2 separate regions of the Mus musculus genome follow, and region 2 is linked to region 1. Evidence: chromatin loops called from intact Hi-C (ENCODE). Cell type or tissue: gastrocnemius. All regions are shown on one strand. Links, peaks and the distances in the headings refer to the core of each region. The heading gives the core; the rest is flanking DNA.

Evidence for each region. Peaks named below come from ENCODE experiments on the same cell type or tissue, not always from the same donor. Only the 100,000 strongest peaks of a DNase experiment are listed, where the experiment ranks them.
Region 2: a loop joins it to region 1, with 3 times the contacts of the local background. A loop is called at or near these places in 10 of 42 quality-filtered maps.

What each region holds. Positions count from the first base shown.
Region 1 is chr5:74,305,656-74,316,489 of GRCm38, forward strand. All of the region lies in intron 5 of Scfd2 (Sec1 family domain containing 2), which reads right to left. Among named protein-coding and RNA genes, the nearest start is that of Gm32064, 5.5 kb to the right of the region's middle. In gastrocnemius, for the core only: a CTCF peak has its summit at 5,926; DNase peaks (open chromatin) are centred at 5,935 and 8,098; H3K27ac peaks cover 1,994 bases.
Region 2 is chr5:74,526,645-74,537,478 of GRCm38, forward strand. Scfd2 (Sec1 family domain containing 2) reads right to left here and starts at 5,098. Exons shown (of 9, transcript NM_001114660.2): 1 at 4,138-5,098. The coding sequence starts at 4,975. Fip1l1 (FIP1 like 1 (S. cerevisiae)) reads left to right here and starts at 8,847. Exons shown (of 18, transcript NM_001159573.2): 1 at 8,847-9,117; 2 at 10,157-10,201; 3 at 10,298-10,337. The coding sequence starts at 9,036. In gastrocnemius, for the core only: no CTCF peak of the experiment used is centred there; DNase peaks (open chromatin) are centred at 5,122, 5,448 and 8,822; H3K4me3 peaks cover 2,796 bases; H3K27ac peaks cover 1,862 bases.

The DNA.
Region 1 (10,834 bases), core at 1,032-9,031:
ACTCAGGTTCCAGTCCCCATAGAAGACACGCTCCAGCCTTCCACAGCTGCAGAGGCTTATGTCCTGAGAGATTTTCTATGTTACAATTCATGCTTCCAATCAAAACAGTGCCACAGTTGACATGATTTAGTGAGAAGAAGGACTTGATTAGGGTCCAGCACATTACCAAGCAAATATTAAACAACAGGGGATTTTTAATATGCAATAGTTGCTCTGTTCACAACAAAAACAAGCCAGAAACAATTTCCTGTTCTACGCTACGTGAAATGGAAGCTTGTTTTTAGGCAGCTGTGCTGTGCTGTGCACATCTTGGGGAAGCAGACTGCACCTAGGAGAGGTGCTGCAGCCATATAGAGCTCCACCCACATTTTAGAGGGAAACCAGCTGTGCTTCCAAATGGCAACAAGGACGCCTGCTAAGAGGCCAGGACTGTGCCTCCCTAGGACACTCCAAGCTTCTTTCTTGGGGTTCTAAATTTGGCCCACACTAAATTGTTAGGGACAACCTGTGGCTTGGACTTAAATTCTTTGATGATTTCAAAACACTGTTGTTGTTGTTGTATTCTCTATAGAAATATAAATAACACAGTATAAACCAGAGCCTGAAATGAGGGACAGAGAGAATAATTTTGGAAAGAATTTATGTATTATCTGTAGAGAAAAAGTAACTTTCTTTGCTGAGATTTGAGAAGAGTCCATTTTTCTTTTTCTTTAAAAAAATTTATTTATTCATTTATTTATTTATTTAATATATATGAATGCTCTGTCTTCAGACATATTTATTTATTTATTCATTCATTCATTCATTCATTTATTTAATATATATGAATCCTCTGTCTTCAGACATACTAGAAGAGGGAATCAGATCACAATACAGATGGTTGTGAGCCACCATGTGGGTGCTGGGAATTGAACTCAGGACCTCTTGAAGAGTAGTTAGTGTTCTTCACTACTGAGCCATATCTCCTGCTCCGAGTCCATCTTTTCATACCCAGAAATGTAGTTAAAAAAAAAAAGCAAATCCCAAACCAACCAACACCCTCCCCCCCAAAAAACCCAAAACCAACCCCCACCCCAATGTCCACCAAAATGAAACTACAGCAAAGACTAATAAAAAAGAGCCTGGCAGAAGTCAACAGATCATTAAGAGCATTCAGGATTGGGTATGGTTTTGACATTGACAAAAAGCCTTTCTCCGCTCTCATGGGCCACTGCATAGCAAGAGCTTCAAACTGCACAGGAGAAGAGCCTCACCTTCAGCCCTCTGCAGCAGCTGGGCACATGTGGGGCTGGGAGAGGCTGCTGAGCCTTTCTTTGTGTATGTGGCCTGGCAGGCAGGCTGCCTTGGTGAGTCGACCTGCAGTCCCAGAAGTACTCGGGGCTTCCCGTTTGGTTGTATGAGCTTTCTGGTACAGGTTCTAAATCTTCCTTGAAAAGAAGACTTGAGCAAAAGTTCTCTCTCTCTCTCTCTCTCATTCCCTTGTCCACATAGGGTAAAGCTCACCTCTCTGTGCTGGACCCGCACCTTCCAGCTTTTCAGAAGGGGCAGATGTGTGCCTTGCTGGCACTGCTCAGTCTACTCTAGCCAACTGTGCAAGCTGCATCTGCAGTTATTGACATCTTACTAATTTTGCTCAGATTCTCTTCTGCAGCCACTTTCTTTCTTTCTTTCTTCCTTTCTTTTTTTAAGGGGAGAGAGAGCTAATGAAAACCACGTTTGTATGCTCAAAGGCACACTGGAAAGTCATTACTCCGAGGGATAGCATGTTCCACAAGTGAAATGAAAGTAGTCTTATTTATGACCGGAAGGGCTACAGTGGACTGAACTGCACCACATCCACACTGGAACAGTGCTACAGAGATGCAGAGTCCCTCTCCAATCCACATAGTAACACCCCCCTCCCCCACCGTGGCCACCAGCAAATCCAGACGGCTTCCATGGTCAAAAGCTGGGGCTTCCATGGTCAAAAAGTTGGTAGGATCTCAAAGCCGGGGGGAAGGTGCATGCGAGCGAGCTGTTTCTCAGACAAGGAGAGAAAATCTCTGCAGAAAGGGCCATCAGTTCTTCACACTACCCTGCAGCTTTCTGGGACTTCTCATTACTCTCTACATGGTAGTGTTATGCCAAATCATTGGTCCTTGACATTTATCCAATACTGGCCTGTAAACAAAGCCGTGCAATACTTAGGGCCTCAATCTCCCCCTAGACATGCACTTTCCTATAGAGTCAAAAATGCTAGAGATGCTTGAATAACTCAACAGAGAACATCCACTTGTGTCCTTACAGACCATGACCACTTCCTTCATGGAAATCCAACAACAAGGAGGACATTTCTCTCTCTACTATTTGGATATGTTCTTTTTATCTCTAAGAATACAATTCTTTGGGCTAATAAGATGGCTTAGCAGGCACAGGCACTTGCCACCAAGCCTGAGTTTGATCCTTGGAACCGACCTGATGGGAGGAGAGAATCAGCGCCACAGAGTTGTCAGTTCTACTGAAAAACAGGCATGCATCCCGACACACGTGGACATACATACATACATACATACAGGCATATGCATCCCGACACACGTGGACATACATACATACATACATACAGGCATATGCATCCTGACACACGCGGACATACATACATACATACATACAGGCATATGCATCCCGACACACGCGGACATACATACATACATACATATAGGCATATGCATCCCGACACACGCGGACATACATACATACATACAGGCATATGCATCCCGACACACGCAGACATACATACATACATACATACAGGCATGTGCATCCCGACACACGCGGACATACATACATACATACATACAGGCATATGCATCCAGACACACGCGGACACACATACATACATACATACATACAGGCATATGCATCCCGACACACGTGGACATACATACATACAGGCATATGCATCCCGACACACATGGACATACATACATACATACAGGCATATGCATCCCGACACACGTGAACATACATACATACATACATACATGCAGGCATATGCATCCCGACACACGCGGACATACATACATACATACAGGCATATGCATCCCGACACACGCGGACATACATACATACATACATACAGGCATATGCATCCCGACACACGTGAACATACATACATACATACATACAGGCATATGCATCCCGACACACGTGGACATACATACATACATACATACAGGCATATGCATCCCGACACAGGTGGACATACATACATACATACATATAGGCATATGCATCCCGACACACGTGGACATACATACATACATACATACATATAGGCATATGCATCCCGACACACGCGGACATACATACATACATACATACATACAGGCATATGCATCCCGACACACGTGAACATACATACATACATACATACAGGCATATGCATCCCGACACAGGTGGACATACATACATATATACATACATAGGAAGTAAATGTTCCTTTTTTTTTTTTTCTTCGAGACAGGGTTTCTCTGTGTAGCCCTGGCTGTCCTGGAACTCACTCTGTAGACCAGGCTGGCCTTGACCTCAGAAATCCACCTGCCTCTGCGCCCCCCCCCCCAAGTGCTGGGATTAATGGTGTGTGCTACCACACCCGGCTATCATAGGAAGTAAATGTAACAACAATAAAAAGAATATGCTTTTTATAATAAAATATAAAAGGAAAAAACCCAGCACACCAGAATTGGTTAAGACAAACAGAAGAAAAAGAGCCCAAGAGAAGGCAAAAGAATCAGAGACCCACTCATGCACACACCCAGGATCCCACAGAGACACTGAGCTGAAAGCATACTATCTACTCAGAGGGTGAGGTGCAGACTCATACAGGTCTGGTGCATTGCGGCTTCAGCCTCTGTGAGTTCATACAAACTGTGACAGTGTTGATTTAGAGGGTCTTGTTTCCTTGGTGTCCTCGCTCCCCTCTGCTTCGTATACTCTCCCCACCTCTTCTTTCAAGGGGTTCCCTGATCCCTGAGGGGAGGTATTTGATAGAGACACCCCAAACTGTCTTAGGTCTACTACTGTGAAAAAGGACATGTTGGCTTGAATTCTACATAGGGAGGCCTTCCATATTCCTCTCATTTTAGCAATAAATAAAAAGGATAAACTCACAAATATCCAGGGTCCTGAAGTTACATACAGAGATATGTCATCAGAGAGCCATTAGGAATTAAATTAATTATCTGATCTGATCAATGCATCTTTATTAAGCCCCAAATACCAAAAAGAGGATTAGGTACTGATGAAAAACAGTACACGCTTTATATATGTAGAGGAAGAACACTTCTCCTGTGTATAGAGGAGAGGGGGACACACTGTGTCATATAGTGGTGTGGTGGGCACTGGAATGAAGATGCACAGGCTGCTGCATTGACTTTCTGCAGGATGAAAGGAGGTTAGACCTGACACCAGAGGCTGTGATGTTCCAGGCATGAGAAACGCCTTGCATGAAGATCCGATACACAGAGTTCAGCAAAGATGCTGAAGGCTGGGATCAGAGGAATTACAGGCAGAAACTGTTCTTATCCACCACACCTACAATCCACACGTTCCTTCCTTGCCTTGCCCATGTGAACATTCTATGTGTGGAATGCAGTGTTATTTGTGTGGCTATTCTCTCCTCCAAGACACTACTCCCAGACTGACTCCACAGAGGTGGCTCGCTGCCTTGATAAGGCCACAGAGTCCATCCATACAGCATCAGTGTGCAGCTCCCTTGCAGACACACCCCTACACTGCCTTAGCCTGCTGGGTACGCATGATTCCATGACAGCTCAGAGTGCACTGCATCAGGGTGCCTGGGGCTCCTCACAAGACTTAGGGAAGAAAAACACTTATCTACTTCCATACCCTACACAATGCCAAGTACACAATGGGAAATCAATAAATATTTGTTGAACACACATATGAGGTCAGTGGGATACAGCTCAATTCTCAAACATAGCCAGATATATCTTTTTTAAAAATTCTACATAGCACACCCTGATACAATTGGTTAGGGTACAATCAGACATAGCATGGATCTCTAGTCTGTGAAAGCCACTGTAATTCGGCATTGCCTGCTGTTAGGAGATAGGGGACTAGGTTTACTCTAAGCTAGTTTCCACTAGAAAATGTTACTGGTGAAGTAGTTTTAGCAGATGTTTTGAATACAAACTGACACTGCAAGGTAATGATTTAGCAGATAACTAAAAGTTAGAAAGTCAGAAGGGAGAAGTGGGGGACGCCTTTCAACTGCCCAGCTTTGTTATGGGGTGGGGAGCTGTTATTTTCTGCCTAGGTTTTTCATCAAGCGGAGATCACTATATTTAAGGGAATTTAACAAGAGTAAATACAGAGAAGTACAGTAATGAAAACTAAGAATATGCCTGTGTTGTTAGGACAGTCCATAATTATGAATTTTATGTCTTCATGCATCACGATTGGTTCTTAGACACTTCCCATGCACCCAGACTTTGGGCTTCGTGTCTGGGATTCAGAGGTGGGGAAGACAACAGCTCTCCTTAGAAGGAACTGACAGTAAAGAATGCAAGCATCCTAATGACAAAAACCCCATCTATAATCTTATGCCCATGCATGGAAGAAGCAACAGGGGAACTGGGAGCAGGCTTGCCAGGAACAGCCCAGTCTGTCAAGCGCATGCTGTCAATCAGGCAGACCAGAGAAGGCTGAGGTTGGTCAGTATGTGGCTCTTCCCATCGTCCTTACAACACCAGCTCAGTGGGATCCTCTGCCATGGCCATGCTCTAGCAGAGCGGCCCAGCTCGTGTGCTCCCATAGCTTCTTCAGATCATATCTTCAAGCTGTGCCTGCATTAAAACTTGTCTCTAAGAACTTGCTAAACTTGGGAAAGGGAGGGGGCTTCATTTTCCTTCTGCAGTAACCTACATTGGCCACCAAGAGGCGCTATGGATCAACAAATGAGTGTACGCTGCTCTGTGGGACTCTGAAGTACAAACCCAGATTAACCAGCATCAGAAGGCCAGCAACTCTTGTTGGAAGACAGATGTTTGTCCAGCAGAGTACAGATGCTTTTGACCAAAGTTCCAAAATAAATCTTTCTTGTAAAGTTTAGTTAGAAGGCAGAGACTGTTTCTTACAGAGGTTTCCAAAGCTAAAAATAACTTCTTTCTCAGTGGGTCAACTTGGGTAGGGAAATAAAAAGGCAAACAAAACATTAAATAACAACAACAACAACAACAACAACAGACAAGCTCAACTCTCACAAGTTAAAATGAAGCTCTGGGGGCGATGAGAACATCTCTTTGAAAGGACACATGCTGGAAGCGGCTCTGATCATGTCACCCTTGGCCTCAGTTTTGAGTGACCCCATTCGAACAGGAACTGTCCTTACTCTCCAGGCAGAACTGGCCAACGCTTCATGTTTGTAACATTGCAGTCAGTTGCCATGGGAAGTAATCTACTGCTGCAGGCATCTTTTGGGTTAGCACTCCTGGATCATACAGAGGCAAAAGCAGCCAAGCAAACGGTAAATCTTGTCTGCGCTAGTGTGTTCTTCTTAGGGCTTAGTGAGAGTCAGAAAAACTGGGCAAAACTGTTACAATAGGAATTTTTAAAACTCTGCTAAATACTTGTGCAGAACTTTGGGAATGAACTTTCCATTGACTGAGACCACTCTTGAGCTCACTAGTCATGGGCAGGTTTCTCATTTTCTTTGTACTAGACAAATTGAAGGCTGGTACTATAAGTGGCTCTATTAGGATAAAAGTGAAAGACTTAGCTCCCCAGAGTTTTAAATATTTCGTTTGAAATTAGCTGTGTAAGTATTTTTCAAAAGCCTCCTAGAGAACCTGAAAACACAAATATTTCCTAAGGCTTCTTAAGTATTTAACGACATTAAAAAAATGCTCAAAATATTACCCAGCCTTTTCCCCCCACCCACATCCTCTCCCCTGGAAGAGAGAAGAAGCAGAAGTCCTTGCCATACTAATCATATTTGGGTGGTTACCACTGGCTAATTATAATACAATGGGCTATTTTCAGATTCCTAAAAATAAGGGAAACTTCATCAAATGCTGGGAAGGGCTGTGCAAGGGCGCCACACGGTCCACATGACACCCACAAGGGACAAATGTGAGAAACATTTCAATCACATGAAAAGCAAGGGCACCACGCGGACCACTTGACACTTTGAAGAAACCAACTCGGGAACATTTCAATCACACGGAAGCAGAGAGGATGAAGGAAACAAGTTTACTAGAAGCGTGCCGTGGGAGCGATGCAACTCGCCCAAACTTCCAATGATGCTGGTGGACCTCTTCTGTGTGCATCTTGAAGGAGACTGAATGCCATGCAGGCTTGTGCATGGACAAACACAATAAACAGACAGTCAGACAAACAAACAAAACTTTTAAACAAGTGCTTAGTATGTAGCCCAGGCTGGCCCTGAATTTTACATCCTCCGGCATCTATTTCCCAAGCTCTGGGATTGCAAGCATGCACTACTGTGTCTGGTCCCTAAATAACACCATTTAAAAAAGTGTTTGATAAAACCTTGTTGTATCTTTTAAATTGAAGCCATTTGGATTTCATCAAAGTATGATTCTTAAAAATATCCAATGGTAGGAACAATAAGTTATTTTAAAATCAATTCTGGGGTTAAGAATAAGGATCTGTTTGTAAAACAAAGGGGATGTGCTGAGGAATGAGGAGACAGCAGGGACTGAGTGAGTGGAGAGGCGACGGCACCTCTTGGTGGGAATCAGACTCTTACACGTAAACTGAAGGTGCAGTCAGATGGTTTCTCTGTCAGCTCAGGATGCTTGTTACAACTCCACTCTTAGAGCTCTACTGTACTGACACTGAAGAACCTCACCGGTACCTGCTGGTCAGGTAGAAAAGGCTGGAGAGGCAGCTGCCTAGTCCCTGCAGCAATTTCCACGGTAAGCTTCATCCACTAGTCCCTTATTCATGTCACCACGGTGTTCCTAACCACAGAGTCTTATTCCTCCTGCCATCTCTGGCCCCTCCAGCTCCTGCTCTCCCTCTTTCAGGCTTCCTCTGCCCTCACCCCAGCTGGCTGCCTGGCTTGCTGCTATGTACCATGCAGATGGCATTGGGTGGAGCCTTCTCACCGCTCATCTCCCAGAGTCTGTGCCGGCATCCTCCTTTCCTCATGTCTGTGGACAACCTGCCTCTACCGCCATCCCAAAGCAGCATCAGATAATGCCATGTCTCTGCTCAAATCCCTGTGATCCTCTCTCCATCCAGGGACGAAGTCCGCATGGGAGTCATGAGGTCCTCCCTGTCCTGGCTTCTGCCTCCTCACCACCCAGCCCCCCTTGCTTCTTCTGATGTTCTTGGCTGAGATCTGAGAAGGGTTCCAGCAAGCTGGTGGGTCATTTTCCACGTCCATTCGGGTCTGTTCAGAATCTTCTTCAGAGAGCCCCTCATTAGCTATGTCATCTAAAATCACACATCTGCAAACCACACTCTCCTCTCCTCATGCCATCCTACCCATTCTCCAAAGCTATTATCAGCCCGTGAGAGAGCACCTATGCTCACTGTCCTCCTGCATTATGCTGGAAGTCACAATGGGGAGGCTGCAGCCAACCCTGGAGTCTTTGACAGGTGTAGGCACTCATATTTATTCAATATTCTGAGTCATTTCTCTATTTTTAACCACTTAAGAAAAAGTTGGTGAAAATTTGGTATCATTATGGAACAAAGTAAACATTATAAATATAAGCAGCATGTCCACCCTTGCCAGCTGTGGATGGCTCAAATGGGAAATGAAAGAAGTAGCACACATGCCCAGAGAAAGGGAGGTAGAATCCGCAGAGCAACCCAAAGCCAGGCAGAGATGCTGTGTTCCTGACAGGCATTGCCCCTGACGGCAATAATCCAATGCTCTCACACTTCAGAGGCCAATTTCCTTCTGATGATTTCTCCCTATTCATCCCGAGTGGGCAGACTCACATAAGTCATGGTGATTTAGATTCAGTCAATCAGTTTTCTGTCAGCAGGACAACTCCAGCGGGCCCATGAAGTGCAGTTTTCACGCTTGGGGTTCCATTTACTGTGGGACAATTATGGGAAAGAGACCCAGCATTCCGACCCTGGAGACCAAACACAACCTTCCTAAAGGATGCTAAGGACACACACATTTAACAAGACTCACAGCAGAGTCTTGTTGATGAGGAACAATGTCAGTATGGGCTCCTGTGGGTCACGTCTTAAGTGGCCATGTCTTCTCTCATTAGTCTTTGTGTGAGGACGGCCACAGTGATCTTTGTTATAAATGTACTTGGGGTGGACAGTGTTAAGCAGAGCAGAGCACGAAGCATTAGAGCCATGGCACATCCTATTTCTGCTGGTAAAGGATGAGCAATGCCCAAGGCTAGGCTGAGTGTGCTGAGGCAGGTCCTCTTTCCACACTGTTGACGAGAACGAGCCTCAGCAAATTTCCTGGGGGTGCAGTGTGACCCAAAGTCATCAGGAACCTGAAGAGTGATTATAACCTTTGGCCTAGTGATTCCATTTCTAGGACTTTATCCTAAGGAAGTAATCAAAGATAAGAACAAAGATTTATATACAAGGATGTTCAAAATTTGGAAGCAATCAAATGTACAAAAATAGAAAAGAGCCTGAATAAATAATAGTAAGCCTTAGAATATAATTCACATGTTAAAATAAATTCTTGTAAACACATCCCTGATATAAAGGCTAATTTGTATCTGAAGCCATATATGCTTATGTGTATATATACATTTTTATATAGACTTACAAAAGCACTTATGGTGATTATCTTTGGGTGATGGGATTAAATAGTTAAAGCTCATTAAAAGTTTTATCTTCATGATTTTCTACTATGAACAGGTATTCCTTAACATGGAACAGTTGTGTTGCTTTAATTATAAATGGACTCGTCACAGGATCAAGAGAAGGACAGGACTCAAAATCCCACTTGGATTCGAAGAGGTTGGATAACCTTGCTGTTGATAAATGTGTAACTGTAGCATTGTCAATAAGAGCCTCTTTCTATCGGGCACATAGTTTTTGTCAAATGGCCAGTGGGAAAGAATGCAGCATGCAGAGCTGCCACTAGGCACAGCCCCCATCTTCCTGCAGGTTTTCTGGTCATCGTTCTAATTTAATTTAGATGACCATGGTAGGTCTCCACGTGGGATCCCGAGCAGTTTTCATTACTGCCCTAAGGACCAAGCTGCTCAGAGAGCTGAGGTTCAGGCTCAGCACAGCGCGCTCTGCCTGCATTTCTGTTATTTGGCTCATGGAACTATAAAAGTCTGGTGAGTCAACAGAGAGGCTCCAAACACAGAGGTCACCGCTGGGCTACTGATCTTGCTGACCCTACCTCAGAGCCAAGAATTGCAGTGCAGCCTTCTCCTCCCACGCTAAGACCATTAGCAACCAGCTCCTCCTGCTTGATCCTTTTACAACTCTGTTTGGAATAGGTACTGGCGCTTCCGGTGCCCACACACTAAATGAGCATGTCATTCCATGATTTCTCTTTACTGTAGAGGCCTTTCATGTATCTGTAACAGAGCCCTGCTTGTTAGTGCTAATGCACATTAATTGGATGATTCCCTCTTTGAAATCAGACTGTGGTCCCTGAAAGTTCGAAGGTCTCGTGTGGATGTGGAAGCCAGTTTATACACATCTGCTGACTTAATGGGTCGCTGTTTCAGGCAACAGGCAAACTGCTCTAAGCCTCTCTCAGCCACATTTTAGAAATGTTTTCAAGACACAGGGAAAGCTTAGCAAACTCTCAATGCTGCTTTGTCTTCTTTCCCCCCAGCCTCAAGTTTATTTGTCA
Region 2 (10,834 bases), core at 892-8,891, 220 kb after region 1:
AGACTTAAAAAACTAATAAAGTACTTTAGAGAATTCAAAAAAAAAAAAAGAAAACGTGTTAAACTTGGTGACTGTCTAGTTCCCAGTAAACATTAATCTACTGACCTACCCAGTCATTAACAAATGCTTATTTCCAGGCTAGTGGCACAATGCCTGAAATCCCAGGACTCAAGAAGCAAAGGTAACAAATTCACAAGAAGCCTTGCCCACATAGTAAGTTCAAAGCCAGTGGGAGCTACTTAGTGAGATCCTGTTTCAAAACACCAAGGCCTTGGGATGCAACTCAATGGTAGAGCATTTGCCTAGCATGCAAAGGGCCCTGAGTTCAATACCCAGCAATACATTTCATCAATCAGCAGATACATAAATAAATATTGACTACATATGGTTTTCAAGTAACTGTTCCAACTGCTAGTAAATACACAGTAACGAAAGAACGAACACACACACACATATATACAAGCTTCCATTCCATTCTCATGAAAGGAGGACAAGAAGCAACCAATTATTGGTTCTGGGTAGTGGCCAACGTGGAGTGTTTGAGGTACTGTGTGAGAGGAGATAAGCCACGTGTAACTATGAATACTGCTGGTTACTCTTTGTCACATCGTTATGTGAAAAGAGGAAACCTCAATTAAGTAATAGCCTCCATTGGATTGTCTTATAACATTCTTTTTTTCCCCAGAGGGCAGGACCTTAAACAGCTGGCAGTGTGCTTTTGACTTCTATCTGGACATCCTTCCCATTAACCCTTTCACCTTTAGGGAGATGGATATGGCTATCTCAGAAGCGTAGCTGGGCTCTTAGTATGGAGACGATCACTAGCAGCCATCTGACCTCTGTAGGCTTGAATACTGAGCCACACAAGCCCCTGAGTTCTTTCTATCTTTCCGAGGGAGCCTGATTACTGGTCTTATGGCATTCTTATGGGGCATTTTCTTGATTAATGATTGGTAAGGAGGACCTAGCCCATTGTAGGCAGTTCCACCCCTGGGCATGTTGTCCTGGGTTGTACAAGAAAGCAAGTCCATCAAGAGTATCACCCCACGAGCTCTGTTCCAGGCTCCTGCTTGAGTTCCTGCACTGACTTCACTCAGTGATGGACTATTACCCAGAAGTTGAAACCAAATAAAGCCTTCTCCAACCAAGTTGCCTTTGCTCAGGATGTTTAGTATAGCAACTAAAAGCAAACTAGAACACATGAATACCATGATAGGAGGACAGGGCGGGGTGGGGGGGGAGCCAGCATGCTAAATTTATGGCTGATAAAATCACATAGAGTAACATCACTATGAATGCTAGCTCTCTACCTTTTGTACTTTCTATTTTTAATTAGGGGGTGTGCCTCTGTGAGTGCGAGCATATCTCTTTCTCTCTCTCTTTCTCTCTCTCTTTCTCTCTCTCTCTCTCTCTCTCTCTCTCTCTTTCTCTCTCACTCTGTGTGTGTGTGTGAGTTTGCTGAAATATTCACTCTTGCATGTACTTGTGGAAGGCAGATAGGCAATGCATGTCTTTCTTTGTGACTCTCCATCTCTTTTTGGCTTTCTGTGGTGTTTTTGTTTTTGTTTTGTTTTGTTTTTGACAGTTTTGCTGATCCTGGAGCTCACTGATTGGCTGGATCTGCCTCTTCATGCCACCACGACCACTGGCTAGAACTGGATTGAAGATGCTCTCACACCCAGGCCAGCACAGGCAGAATCCAGACTCAGGCCCCCTCATGTTTGTGTAGTGAGCACTTATCCGCTGAACCACCTCCCTACCCCTAAGTTTCCTTTTACTTTTTGTTCTGCTCTATTGTACTAAAGGGTATTCTGACGTTCAGGAGGCACAAAGGAGCACTGTGACTCAACTGTGGCTTTGGTAACACAGAAGGCACTGGGGAAGTCAGGATCTCAGAAGTTTTGAAATATAAAAGCCTAAAAGACTAGAAGTCAAGAGAAAACTGACATAGGTGTCTGTGGAAACAGCAAATATGAACAGCTCTCTAAAGCCAGCTACAAAATGAAGCCAAATAAATGAAAGGGACTTGAAGTCGGGTGATCATGAGGAGTCAAGAAAGGTCCTGCTCCATTCTGCCTGCAGGCCAATGATGAGACTCTGAGAAAAGACCATCCAGAGACTGCCCCACCTGGGGATCCACCCCATAAACAACCACCAAACACGGTCACTAGGCAGATGCCGACAAGAGCCTGCTGACAGGAGCCTGATATAGCTTTCTCCTGATGGCCTTTACCAGTGCCTGACAAATACAGAAGTAGATGCTCACAATCATCCATTGGACAGAGCACAAGGTCCACAATGAAGGAGCCAGAGAAATACCCAGGGAGCTGAAGGGGACTGAAGCCCCATAGAAGGAACACCAATATGAACTAACCAGTACCCTCAGAGCTCCTTGGAACTAAACCACCAATCAAAGAAAACACATGGTGGAACTTGTGGCTCTATCTATATATGTAGCAGAGGATGGCCTAGTCGGTTATCAAAGGGAGGAGAGGTCGTTGGTCCTGTGAAGGTTCTATGCCCCAGTACAGGGGAATGCCAGGGCCAGAAATGGGAGTGGGTGGGTTGGGGAGAACGGGGAGAGGGGAGGAAATAGGGGATTTTCAGAGGGAAAACTAGGACAGGGGATAACATTTGAAATGTAAATAAAGAAAATATCTAATTAAAAAAAGAGAGAATCTGAGAAAAGGAGGAAAATGGTCTATAGAGGACTGTTTAGCAGAAGTGAACTCATGAGAAGGTAGAGAGTGCTGAGCTAGTCTGCATAGGTAAAAACGTGAGGAGGGATGGAATGCTCCTTTGTAATGTGAAGGAAGGAGAAAACTGTACACAATGTGCAAGGGATTTGGTGATAAGGAGGTATGAAAACCTTCTGCAGGCTTATATTTTCTGTTTTATAGACTTCTGCCCTCTGTGAGTGACATGGCCACTGCTGCCCTCTTGAAATTAATTATAATTACCCTCAGGACACCCTCAAAAGATTGCGCCCAGTAGCATTTCCTCAGAACTGCCATTTAGTTTACTCTCTATTTTATGATCTTAAAACTCATCTAATTAAAATTTCAAATATACTTCTTACTGGTTTTTATAACATCATTCAACATTTTTTTTTTCTAACCTGGAAAGGGAATACTGGCTTAGACCAGTGTTCTGATTGTTCTCAGTGACCTTGAACAGCTAGCACATACTATTATTGAACTATATCTACTTAACTATAAAACAAAGGTGACCTCTAAAAATAAGTGCTCACATCATGAATCAGAATTTTCTTCACCTATTTTAAGGTTAGATTTCTTCCTCGCAGGTATAAATAATTATTACATTGCTGCAATTTGAGGTTGCTATACAAACTTCAATGCACATTTGAAAATATTTTCTACAATTCTTTTTTCCAACTTCTCATATGTACATTCAGTTTCACTTTTTAAAAAAGACATTTACCTATTTATTTGTATATGTGTGGGGGACAGTGCATGTGCAAGTCACACTGTGTGTGTGGAGATCAGAGAACAATTGGAGGAAGTCAGTGCTCTCCTTTCACCATGTAGGTACTAGGGAGCAAACGAAGGTCATTCCATGTGGAGCATGGTATGCAGCACCCCCTCTATGACCGCTACCGCCTTATGCTCCTGCCTCCTGGTTCCTGCCATGTTTGAGTTCCTGTCCTGATTTCCTTCAATGATCGACTATGGTGTGGAAGTGTAAGGAAATAAACCCTATCCTCCACAAGTCGGTTTTGGCCATGGTGTTTCATTACAGCAATAGACACCCTAATTAAGACAACTGGTATCTGGAAATGTCTAAGAGTCTCAGGTGATGGCAATTCCCTCCATGTCAAGGTCATCTCATTTTTTCCAGTCTCTTGGACTAGGCCCGGTTGTTTTATCAAAAGCAACGCACACTAAAGCCATATTTGCCCGCTTACAGCATTTAACAAATAAAATTGTGCTTTATCTATGTCCACTCTCCACTAGACAAAACTTAACTCCAGATGCTGTCAAATTAGGGGCTGGTTCTTTTAGTTCATCTTTATATTGCCAACCTCAATATGAGGCCAATAAACACATATGCTGAATCAATGAACAGATCCTCTAGCTAGGAGAGTGAAGATGAACAACTCCCAGAAATGCCACCTACCTGTGAGATCCAGAGTTCTATCCACAAAGACCACAGAAGCCCTGCCTGTAGCAGTCTTTTTCCTGTTCTTGGCGGGGGCATAATTTGCCAGATCTGTAGCGATGACCCGACTGAGGGGACCCACGGCGAAACACTCCTCTCGTACCCCTAGATGTTCACACAGAGAACTGAGGCCTGACACGAGGCATCTGATGTACAGCAGCAGCTCTGGGGTTAGGGCAGTGGCATCCACCTCACCCAAGCTGCTCAGCCTCCTCTTGTCGGGTCTGGCACTGTTAAGAGCGTGGACATCCTGAGGTAGCAGTGGGAAGAGGGTAGCAAAGGCTGGAGTAAAAGCGAGATGGGAGGCAACAGGGGCGAGAAACAACGGGACGTGGAGCACCTCGGCCGTATAGTTCTCGTTGCCCATCCACTCACAGAGCTTCTCCTCCAGCTGTTCGAACACCGGCTGCTGCCCCTCGAGCTCGGCCGCTGCAGCGGCCGGTACGTGGTTAGCAGTGAGGTGGACTGCGTGGCTCACGGCTGTGACCACCACACAGTGCTGAAAGTGACTGCGGCAAATGATACTCTGTAGAGTGTCTACGATCCGGCCTTTCAGCGGGCTGCTCAAAACGAAAACCGCCCGGGGCTGCTTGGCTCCCCCGCCAATGGCCTGGGGTTCAAATTCCCGCAGGTGACACGCAGGACCCTTCACCGCCTCCAGAAGCCGGCTGGATCCGCAGCTCCAGTGCAGGCTCTCGGCGCAGGCAGCGTCCAGGTAGACCACGGACCACTTCACTTTGGCCAGCACCTGCTCCCAGCCTTGCTGGGCAAAGGCCAGTATGCCCGCGGCGCTCATGATCCCGTATCGCCAGCTGGCCAGGGGTCTCACCGGCGTACGGGCGGGAACTCAGGTCAGAACGCAGGGCTTCCGGGTACTGAGTACTTTGACAGTCAACACAGTACACGTGGGCCTGTCTCTGACGCTCGGCGTTCGCGCGCGCGGTGATGACGTCTTAGGCGCTCATTGGCTGATCAGGCGCGCGGGCTGGCGGAAGGAACGTCTGCACTTGAAGGAGGAACGGAATGTGCTTACAGGGTCGATAGTCCCTGAAAAGCTGGAGGCAGCAGCTTTCTAGGAAAGAATTGAAATGGGTTTTGTTCGTCCCTCCCTTGTCAGCTCTCATCACCTTTTCCTCCAGGTTAAGAATTCTCGGGAATAATAAAACCTGGTCTGAAGCAAAGTACTTCCCCCATCTGAACTTGGAGAAGCCAAACAACTACTGCAACGTAATAGTTGGTCTTGTGTAGGTTATCTTCTGCGTTGGTGCACTCCAGCCTCGTGAAATACCTTTTGGGACCAGCAAGATGGCTCATAAGGCTAAAAGCGCTTGCAACACAAGTCGTATGACCTGAGTTTGATCCTTCGGACTCAATGTAGAAAAACAGGACCCGGAAAAATTGTCCTCCATGTGCCAATTGTGGAAAACGCACAATCACCCATCCCCAACACACACACACACCACATACACAGAGAGAGACAGAGACAGACACACAGAGAGAGACAGAGAGATCCTGTCTCCACACAGTCAAAAGGCTTTGGGGTCCATTTCACAGCTACTAAGATGAGAATTGGGTTGAGGAATAGATATACTGATCTACACATCTCAGTTTAGAACCTGTTTTATTATTATTATTATTATTATTATTTAATTGTGGAAACATGCATGAGATAAAAAAATTTAGTAATTTACTGTTCTAATTGTGTGTGTGTGAGTGAGTGTGTGTGTGTGTGTGTGTGTGAGTATGTGTGGACAGGATCTCATTGTGCAGCCCTAGCTGTCCTGGAACACATGATGTGGATCAGGTTCGTTGCAAACTCACAGAGATCTGCTTGCCTCTGCCTTCCTAGTGCTTGGATTAAACGTGTGTGCCACCATGTCCACCATTAGTCATTTTAAAATGTACAGTTCGGAAACATTAAAAAACATTCATGCTGCTGTACAACCAATCTTTGGAACTTTTTATTTTGCAAAATCAAAATAGTTTCAAAACTATATACCCTTTAAATAACAATTGCCACCCTCAACCTCAGCTCCCTGCACCCCCCCCCCAGCATTTGTCAGCCTCTACTTTAATCCTGTTCTCTTTGCATTGGCACTGTGGGTCTTATAATTGGGTCCCTGTACTATCTGCTTTATTGTGATTAACTTACTTCACCTAACATCATTCATCTAGTTGTGACACATGGCAATTGCTTTCATTTTAAAGTTTTATTCGTGTGTTTCTGTGTGTGAGAGAGTGTGTGTGTATACAGTTGGGTTTTGACCTCCCTAAAGCATATGCCACCATACCTGGTCTCTTGGCATGATTTGAGCAGTAATCTATTCATTGTCTAATTCTTATAGCTAAGCACTCCTTTTCATTACTTCTCAAAAGTATACTTCACAGCCGGGTGGTGGTAGGTGGTGGCGTACTCCTTTAATCCCAGCACTCGGGAGGCAGAGGCAGCAGATTTCTGAGTTCGAGGCCAACCTGGTCTACACAGTGAGTTCCAGGACAGCCAGGGCTACACAGAGAAACCCTGTTTCAAAAAAAAAAAGTATACTTCATATTAAATGATATCATTATTATTGACATTGTTCTGAGATGGAGTCTTACTCTGCTAGCCTGAGTCAAGCTCTAGCCCTGGCCTCCAGAGGACCTGGAAGGACAGGATGCACTGCCAGGCCTGGGTTAGCAGCAACATCACCATCATCATTGCTTAGAACAGCAATAAATAATGAGATGGCAAATAAGTATACTCAGGATAAATGTGATATTGTAGTGAGATGAGTTCATAATATAAGAAGCAAGAGACAGTCTATAAAATAGTCAAATTATTTAATGTCAAAGTTTCCCATGGCAAATGGAGAGATTAATCCTAACCAAGGAAGCATATCCATACAAGGATTCAGTTTAGGAGGAAAGAAGGAAGGAAGAGGCTTTGAAGGATGGTCATTAGAGCTTTATGAGCTTCTCTGCTTTGTAGAAATCATTTTCAAAGCTTAGCTCAAGTGCTACCTCCACCACGCAGGCCTCCTACCGCATTCACCACCATTCATTAATCAACTCGTTGTTGATGTCTAAACTCTTTGTCTAGACAATGATTTGAAAGACAAACTCTTTTCCAGACTGGAAAGAAAAGCAATTCACTCTGCAAAAGACAATCAACTCTCTCATGAAACCACCCAATTTTACTTTAGATGCACTTAACAGTGAGAATGGAGCTAACCACGGTGTGGTGGTGGTAACTGCCCACGGTACTCTCAAGCAGATAGTATCAAAGGCCAAAAGGATATGGTGCACCATACAACAGATGGAAGTGAAAGTTAAACAAGACGAAGGCAGATTTGGCCTAGTGAAGATTCTGGGGAAAGTGGCTATGTAGTCAATAAGACTTGTGGTCTAAAAGAGAGTTTAGCTCTGCTCTACTCCCCTCACCCCAACCCTGCTCACCCCATCTGCATACTCAGTTTATCTACATTTGCCTTTCACTCTACTCCAAATGCAGTTGGGTGCCTGGAACTTCTCTGTCTCTGGGCCTTTTGCATGTTCCTAATCTCCTTGTCAAGTAGCCCCCATGCAGAAACCCACAGAGCTTACAGCCCTTCTCCATTAAGGGATCTACTTATTTTAATTAATTAATTAATTACCACGTGATATTAGATTATACCTCCCTTTTAATCACTTGGCCGTGGGTCTTTTTACAGCTACTATTATTTTTAAATCCTTATCAACATGATGTGTCTATCATCTTCCATTAGAATAAAGGCTTCATGAAAGAAAGGATTTTTTTTTTAACCGCCAATCTATATAGTCTTGAAGAGTTCCTAGTACTTGGGTAGACTTTCATACATATTTGTTGAATTCAGGGAAGATTTTTACGAGGAAATTGTACACAGAAGTTGAAACAATTTAAGAATTTCCTACAGGGGAACAGGGCATAGCAAACAAGAGTTCAAAACTAAGAAGAATTAAAACCCTCGTGATCTACTCAGGTAACGAGGAATCAAGTGATACAGATAAAGTCTAACGCTCGACCCTCCTCATCAATCACTAATTAAGAAAATGCCCTGCAGGTTTGTCTACAGCCCGATCTTATGGAGGTATTTTCACAACCAAGGTTCCCTCCACTCAGATGACCAGTTTAAGTAACTTAAATAAAACTTTCCGGCCACAGAGTCTCCCTGTATAGCCCAGGCTATCCTGGAACTCACTATGTAGACCAGGGTGACTTGTCTCTGCCTACCAAGTGCCACTATGCCCAATACTAATAATTTTTTAAACAAAGAGAACGCATCCTTTATATATTAAATTTTTCTTTTGTTGGTTGTTAAAATTTCGACGAATTGACAATTGTGGTTCAGTCAAACCCGTGCGGGATGCTGGCCTTCAGGATTTTAAAATAGACTAGTGGAGGGAGAAAGGCAACAGGGACAGAAAAGAACAATGGTGTAGCAAAGGGAACTGGGGAGTGGGAGGAAGGTTGGGGGAAGGGAACTTCAAAGAAGACCAGAAGCCCCAGAGAAAGCCACTCTTGAGAAGCTAAGCTAGAATCCTTGGGGTGGGGCGGGGAGGGGGAGGAGCCAATCGCGCGGCGCTTGCGCAATGAGAGGCCCAGGTGCCCGCCGCCGCGGAAGCGTAACCACCTAGAGACGCCGCGCCGCTTGGGTGCCTGCGGCGCATGCGCAGACGGATCGGTCGCTGACTCTTCAGGGTCGCCGCCTCCACCGAGGTTGGCCCCAGATTTGAGTCTCGCGCTCTTCGTTCGCTTACCGGCGGCTTCCCTCCCATTCTCGCGCCCTGGGACGGCGAGGCTGGAAAAAGGGGTTGAGAGAGCTGTTGGCCGCCGCCTTTAACTTGTGCGTGGGGCGGCCATGTCGGCCGGCGAGGTGGAGCGCCTGGTGGAGCTGAGCGGCGGGACCGGAGGGGATGAGGAGGAAGAGTGGCTGTATGGCGGTACGGAACTTCCTGTCTGTCTCCCCGGTTCTCTCTGGCCTTCCTCCCAGCGTTTCAGGCCCAGGCGTCCGAGGCCTCTCGTATTGGCCCTAACCGGCCTTGGTTAGGCCGAGTGCGGCCTGCTCCCGGCCTTCGCCCGGACCCGCAGGCACTCACCGCGCGGTGGACGCGGGCCAAGGAGGCCGGGCAGCCCTGCGTCGCCCTCCTCCGCACCGCCCGGGCCTCCTCGCTTCTGCGCTCTCTATTCATGCTCTTTATCGATTCTGAGCCGCTTTGGTGTCTCTCTTGCTCAGTGGCTATGGGGTGCCCCTCCTCGTCCCTTTCTTTCAGAAACCGTCATTCTGTAATAGCAGCTAAATAAAGTCAGTGCAATGAAACTAACGTCTTGTTTCTTGATGGTCAGTTTGTATGGGATGCACCTGCAAGGGTACCTCCTTGTCTGAAAGTCGTGCTTTAAAAGTATTAATTAAAAGAAACAGATGAAATACACTGTGGTCCATAAAGAAAACCCTGAATTGTGGCCTGTATTAAGGTGAAGTGTTTTGTTTTTGTTTTTATTTTTTGTTTTTTGCTTTTTAAAGAGCCCTGTATAGTCCACGTCATAGTTGTATCTCGTGACTCTTCCCATAGGCTTGTATTCGGTGTTTTGTGTTTGTGTCCCCAAATTTAATGCGTCATGTACTTTGTTTTTGTAGGGGACATGTCTGATGTCTGAGTTTTAACTTTAAGTCGTAATCCCCCTTGGCTGTTATACCAGATTTGAAAGTATTTTGTTCTTTCCTAGAGCATACATTCTTGACATAAATTTCATAGATTATATAAAAGTGAACGTTAGCGTCTTAAGCAGCCTTTTAGTAATGAAACTCCGATAAACTTGTAAAATTGATTATTTCTTTAGTGGAAAGACAGCATCGGTACTACCCTTAAAATGTGAAATGTGTGGGGTTTCTCTTAGCATGATGTGTAAATCCCCTTGTATTTCTTTCCATAAGAGATGTGTCTTGCTTATGAAGTGATCTAACTTTGGCTATGCTTGTAGGCCCGTGGGACGTGCATGTGCACAGTGACTTGGCAAAGGATCTAGGTTAGTGCTTGTGATCTTCCCTTCAGATTTCTATACTACTTGTTGCTTAAGCTTGGTTTCTTTATTTACTTTATTTTATTTTATTTTATTTGGTAGATGAGAATGAAGTTGAAAGGCCAGAAGAAGAAAATGCCAGGTTGGTGAACTCTCTCCTGTTGATGTCTTACACAGATTGCGATTCTAGCAAGTTGTCTACTGTTTGATCATAATCCTTGGCGAAATTGCATTTTGACCAAAGTTGAAGGACTGTTTCTACTTGTGGACCAATCCTGTCCTGTTTTCTAGTAACGTATAGGACAATTTTTTGAGTTATTAGGTACTTGCCAACTTTTCACTGTAGAGTAACTTTCACCCTTAATTGAGCTTAGAGGTGTACACAACATAGTTGGGTTTTTGTTTTGTTTTGTTTTTCAAGACAACGTTCTCTGTGTAGTGTGCATAGCCCTGGCTGTTCTGGAACTCACCTTGTAGAGCGGGCTGGCAAGAAGATCCACCTGCCTCTGCCTCCCACGTGCTGAGATTAAAGGCAAGAGCAACTTTATCTGGCTGAGTGTAGTTGTTAAATTACTAAGAAAAAAAATAATTTACTGTAAGAATTAAAATAACTAAAAATTGTTGCTTTCATAGTTTGTT